Linked DNA regions of Homo sapiens: region 1 is linked to region 2. Evidence: chromatin contacts called from ENCODE Hi-C or POLR2A ChIA-PET data. All regions are on one chromosome and are shown on one strand. Each heading gives the region's core, a stretch centred on a gene start or an enhancer-like site at or near the end of the contact. The rest is flanking DNA. Distances are from core to core; before and after follow the strand shown. Region 1 overlaps ARID1A (AT-rich interaction domain 1A). Region 2 has its middle 18 kb from the start of ARID1A.

Evidence for each region. Hi-C counts contacts between places; a loop is a spot of excess contacts on that map. ChIA-PET counts read pairs that join two places held with the same protein, here RNA polymerase II (POLR2A). Pooled maps may share reads with other maps.
Region 1: a loop to region 2 is called in a pooled map, with 2.2 times the contacts of the local background. The contact joins two enhancer-like sites. A Hi-C loop is called at or near these places in 2 of 168 maps with a recorded cell type or tissue (Caco-2 and sigmoid colon), 3 of 37 single-sample maps with no recorded cell type and 12 of 50 pooled maps. POLR2A ChIA-PET finds 5 or more read pairs at or near these places in 13 of 52 experiments (CD4-positive, alpha-beta memory T cell, GM10248, GM12878 and 9 more).

What each region holds. Positions count from the first base shown.
Region 1 is chr1:26,737,961-26,740,969 of GRCh38, forward strand. All of the region lies in intron 4 of ARID1A (AT-rich interaction domain 1A), which reads left to right. Among named protein-coding and RNA genes, the nearest start is that of ARID1A, 43 kb to the left of the region's middle. RefSeq lists a silencer at 1,726-1,775. Within about 2 kb of position 1,476, at least 3 of the 41 ENCODE cell types and tissues checked have a DNase peak (open chromatin) inside an H3K27ac peak, as active enhancers do.
Region 2 is chr1:26,676,251-26,679,161 of GRCh38, forward strand. No RefSeq gene overlaps it. Among named protein-coding and RNA genes, the nearest start is that of ARID1A, 18 kb to the right of the region's middle. RefSeq lists an enhancer at 1,691-1,740. Within about 2 kb of position 1,306, at least 24 of the 41 ENCODE cell types and tissues checked have a DNase peak (open chromatin) inside an H3K27ac peak, as active enhancers do.

The DNA.
Region 1 (3,009 bases), core at 226-2,725, 62 kb after region 2:
AGGTGAATCCCGATTTGCAGGTAGAGATCTATTCCAGACTGTATGAGGTTCCTTTGCTATAGTAAACTCTTTTTTTTTTTTGAGATGGAGTCTCACTCTGTCACCCAGGCTGGAGTGCAGTGGCACAATCGCAGTTCACAACAACTTCCGCCTCCCGGGTTCAAACGATTCTCCTGCCTCAGCCTCCCAGGTAGCTGGAATTACAGACGCCCGCTACCACACCCGGCTAATTTTTGTATTTTTAATAGAGACGAGGTTTCACTATGTTGGCCAGACTGGTCTCGAACTCCTGACCTGGGTGATCCACCCGCCTCGGCCTCCCAAGGTGCTGGGATTACAGCCATGAGCCACGGTGCCCAGCCTATAGTAAATTCTTAGCACCCATACTTCTTGTTAGTACTTATCTCAAGTGTAATTTAAATTACTTATTTAATGCAAGTTCATTGAGGACTGACTTGCTGTCTTGCTTATTGCCATAGTGCCTGGCATCTGGTTGCTTATTGCCATAGTGCCTGGCATATAGTAGGCTCCAACTTACTGAATAGATGAACCTGAGCAGCATCCATTATAGTGCTCATTCAGGAAGTATACATCTGACAGGAGCAGCTTGACTGTATTACCAGAGTCTTGCTCTGTCACCCAGGCTGGAGTGCAGTGGCACGATCTTGGCTCACTGCAGCCTCCGCCTCCCGGGTTCCAGCGATTCTCCTACCTCAGCCTCTTGAGTAGCTGGGATTACAGGTGTGCGCCACCACTCCCGGCTAGTTTTTGTATTTTTAGTAGAGACAGGGTTTCACCACGTTGGCCAGGCTGGTTTCGAACTCCTGACCTCAAGTGATCCACCCACCTCAGCCTCCCAAAGTGCTGGGATTATAGGCGTCAGCCACTGCGCCCAGCTTCTGTAACTTTTCTTTTGTTTTTTTTTTTTTTTTTGAGACAGAGTCTCTGTTGCCCAGGCTGGAGGGCTGGAGTGCTGGAGTACAGTGGTGCCATCTGGGCTCACTGCAAGCTCCGCCTCCCGGGTTCAAGCAATTCTCTGCCTCAGCCTCCCTAGTAGCTGGGATTACGGGCACCCACCACCACGCCTGGCTAATTTTTTTGTATTTTTAGTAGAGATGGGGTTTCACCATCTTGGCCAGGCTGGTCTTGAACTCCTGACCTTGTGATCCACCCACCTTGGCCTCCCAAAGTGCTGGGATTACAGGCATGAGCCACTGCGCCCGGCCCAGCTTCTGTAACTTTTCTTACTGAGACACATTTGTAAATTTACATTTTGGTCTTGAAAGTGTACCTAGGATAGAGTAATGGAAAATGGATACAGGATTGAAAGCTGTGATCTGAAGAGGTTAGCTAGTGCTTCACAAACTTTAGCGTGTGTTAAGAATCACCTGAATTACTGCCTCTACCTGAGAAATTCTGATTCAGTAGGTGTGGGCTGGGACCTAAGAATTTGCATTTCTAACAAGCTCTGAAGTGGTACAGATGCTGCCAGTTCAGAAGACCACAATTGGAATGAGACTGAAGTAGGTAGTCACCTTTAAGGGAAGGAAAAAAAATTACTAGACTAGGAAGCCACAGCGGTAACTAGAATAATAGTGGTGATTTACACTGTAGTTTGACTCTTGATTATTTGGAAGGCACACTGTGGGTTAAGAATGGTAGAAAGAAAAGAGACTTGAAAGAAACTAGACTTCCTGTAGCTGTGGCCTCAGTGCAGTTTATTCCTGGGTAACGGAGCCCTTGCCCTGCCAGTACCACCCTGGGAGCTCCTCTGCTCTATGGTGCTCATCACTGGATCCCTTCCTTTAGTGGGGCCAAACTTAGTTGGTCACCAAATCTTAGTCTACCACAGAAATGGTTTTTGCTTTTGAATCTGGTTTCCCCTCTCTTTCTCCACTGCCTTTTGTTTTTTCGGGTCCCTGTTATCTCTCACCTGGTGTCTTGCCACAAACTTCTGACTGTTCTGTTTCTTTTCTTCCTCTTTTCCTTCCAAGTCTGTCCTCAGCATAATCACCAGAGTGATCATCTTAAAAAAAAAAAAAAAGAAAAAAAAAACCTGGCCAAGTTATGTTAATGCTTTAAAACCTGGCTACGTGTTGTCTGTAGATTTAAGTCCAAGTGTGACATACAAGTAAGTTTTTTTGGGATCTGGAGGATGAGGAGAGATGTAGGTAAGTTTCCTGTCCCTGGAGTAAAACCTGGCACACTTTTTGCTATGGGTGTTATGTAGAAGACAAACAGACATTTGACAAGGGTTGAACTTGTGTGACTTCTGAGGTCATTTGAACTCTTGGGTCCATGATTCCGAATATGATACGATGATTCCTAAAGGATCCTCCTGTGTTTCATTAGTAAAATAGACATAAAACAGAAGACCATGTGCCTGTATGTTATAATGAGTGCTGTCAGAGTTTGGTGAAGTCACTGATCCATTTATGTCTCAATAGTTGAAGGAAGAAGTCATGTTGAAGTTCAGTCAGTATGAGCTAGATGTGGATGTATTTAAGTGGTTAGTTACAAAGGGAAAGTCCAGCTTGAACAGAGGCCATGCAGGGATGGGGATGAGGTGCAGTATAGATACTTGGGGGCTGGTCAGCTTCCAGGGGTGGGAAGTAACAGGAAGGAAAGCTAGATCACAGGGATCCTGCTGAGCTTAAGCCATTTAGATCTGATCTTATGGGCTTGCAGATAGGTAACTGGGGCAATCATGTGATAAAACTAATGTTTTACAAAAATGATCCATTAGTTTGTAGTATGCTTTGAAAACGGGAGAGTCTTAAAGCAGTGGAATAAGTTAAACCGTAGAACTACTTCTGGCAAGAGGTATGGAGTTCTGGTCCTTCTGTCTCATTTGCATAGCCACCTGCTCCCACATGTGGAACATGCAGGAAAGAATACAGGACTGAGAATAAGTGGGTTCTGTGTGGTGGAATATTTAAAGATTTTGATTGACTGGTGGGCAGGGGGAGTCTCATTTTTGAGGAAAAGTTAAATTCCATATTTATTTTG
Region 2 (2,911 bases), core at 56-2,555:
TCAGGGAGTTATTGGAAGGTCAAAGTAAGATGAAGGCAGAAGATTCTGTGAGGCTATCAGCCAAGACCACCTGAGCCCATCTGCTTTTCTTCTGTTTTTTGTTTTGTTTTGTTTTGTATTTTGAGACTGAGTCTCACTCTGTCGCCCAGGCTTGAGTGGAGTGGCACGATCTCGGCTCACTGAAACCTCCACCTCCCAGGTTCAAGTGATTCTCCTGCCTCAGCCTTCCCAGTAGCTGGGATTACAGGCGCCCGCCACCACCTCCAGTTAACATTTGTATTTTTAATTGAGACGGGGTTTCACCATTTCAACCAGGCTGGTCTCAAACTCCTGATCTCAAATGATCAGCCTGCCTCAGCCTCCCAAAGTGCTGGGATTACAGGTGTGAGCCACTACACCCAGTCCATCTGCTTTTCTTCTTTGCTGTCTAAGACAGCAAGGTGTTTCTTGCCTGTTTTACTTAGGGGTAACAGGACTCATCAAGACACACTGAGGGACTCAGCCAAGCACACCACAGGTCTTAGGGCTGCAGTCTACTGTTACATTTCCCTACCTAGAAGCTAAACCCCATGGGAGCTGGAACCTTGTCTGTCTTGTGTATAGCACAAGGCTAGCATGTGGTAGTATACAAACATTTCTTGAATAAATATCATAGAGTGGCAATGAGAGTCTGAGGTAGATAAGTGCCTGCAGCCTTAATTTGGAAAGATTTTCCCAGGAATAAGAGCTTGAAGTGGAGATATACGGTCTACTCAGGGAGTTCAGGGTCGTGCATGATAATCTGTAATGGAACTATGCACCCCAGAATGAACTTTGACAAGGTCCCAGATTCAGGCATGAACATTTAGGGAAAGTATTTTAATTACTATGCTAGTTTTTCTTTGGGACTGATAATTTAAGTGTGTTTCTTAAAAATTTGTGTTTGGGTAGCTTTATTTATTCAGGAAGAACATCTTTATTTTTTTGGAAAACAGAAAACCTTTTCCTTGTTTTGCCATTCAGCAGGGCAGAATGTTTAGACTGATTCTTTTTTATAGAAGTAACTTAAGCATACCCAAATGTCTAAGTATACAGTTGTACCCCTTGACGTGACAAGAGAAAACAATCCAGGTGGAAATGAACAGTGAGAGACGTGTAGGTTCCCTATTCTTTGAGGAGTAACATAGGGAAATGAAAGTGAACTGAAGAGAGGAAGAAAAGTGGAAGCTGAAGAAACAGCCAAGATAATCAGGAAGAGAGATTTAAAATCACGCTCCTCTTGAGCTCCATGTGCATTTGCGCTTGCTTCTTTCTCTGCCTCTTGGTTGTTTCAAGGTACCAGGCATGAGTTCCCACACAGCACACCCTCGACCTCTCCTGGTCACACTCTGTCATGAGTCACAACCTTGATTGTGAACACAGCAAAGAGCAGGGCTCTCAGGGAGGAAGACAGTGCCTGATCCAGTGTCCACTACTTCAAGAAATGGGCATAAGGTGGCAGCACTGGTAGCACCTGCAGGTGTCTTGGAGAGGAAGCTTGGCCAAGGGCCAGCTGCACTTGAGCTGCTAAGTCCCAGGGAGAAAATGGAAAAAAAGAACTCTGCTAAAGTCCTCCTTACTAGAGTAGTCAGTAACGGGAGGAGAAAGGCTTCTCGTAGGGGAACGACGGTAGTCAGGAACTCCACTGGGAGGAGTGGGTGAGAGGGTCACATTGCTGTCTGGCACCCACACATCTGTTGGAAGAATGCTACCACTTATGAGAAAGGATTGAGACAGGTGAACAACATGGATGAAACTTGAAAACAGTATGCTAAATGAAAGAAACCAGTCACAAAAGACTGCATATTATATGACTCCATTTTTAAAAAATGTCCATGAATACACAAATCTGTAGAAATGGAAAGTAGATATTTTTCTTTCTTTTCTTTTCTTTTTTTTTTTTTTTTTTTTGAGATGGAATCTTACTCTGTTACCCACGCTGGAGTGCAGTCTTGCGATCTCTGCCCATTGCAACCTCTACCTCTTGGGTTCGTGCAATTCTCCTGCCTCAACCTCCCAAGTAATCGAGATTACAGGTGCCTGCCACTAGACCTGGCTAATTTTTGTATTTTCAGTAGAGATGGGGTTTCACCATGTTGGCCGGGCTAGTCTCAAACTTCTGACTTCAGGTGATCTGCCCACCTCGGCCTCCCAAAGTGCTGGGATTACAGGTGTAAGCCATCACCCCTGGCGTACAGAAAGTAGATTAATGGTTGCCTAGGGCTTGAAGCTGGGGAGAATGGGGAGAGGAGGCTAAAGGGTATGGAGTTTCTTTTCAGGATGATGAGATGTTCTAAAATTGATTGTGGTGATGGTTGCATAACTCTGAATATGCTGAAACCATTGAATTGTACAATTTGATGGGTGAATTGTAATTATATTTCAAAGCTGTCATAAAAAATGACTGATGAACATTTATTTAAAAATCAGACAGTAAAGGTTATAATGTGAGTGCATTCTTACCATCTTTCCCCTCCCTGGTCCTATGAATGTGGATGGCCACAATGGGAGTAAGAGGCATCCCTCTTCGTGGAACCACCCATCTTTTTTTTTTTTTTTGAGACAGGGTCTCGCTTTTTTATTCTAGGCTTACTATAGCTTTTACCTCCTGGAATCAAGGGATCTCCCACCTTAGCCTCCTTAGTAACTGGAAGGGAACCACCCATCCTTGAGACAGTGCCTCTCAGCCGGGCGCCATGGCCCACGCCTGTAATCCCAGCCCTTTGGGAGGCCGAGGTGGGCAGATCACGAGGTCAGGAGATTGAGACCATCCTGGCTAATACGGTGAAACCCCGTCTCTACTAAAAATACAAAAAATTAGTTGGGCGTGGTGGCGGGCACCTGTGATCCCAGCTACTTGGAAGGCTGAGGCAGGAGAATGGCGTGAACCCGG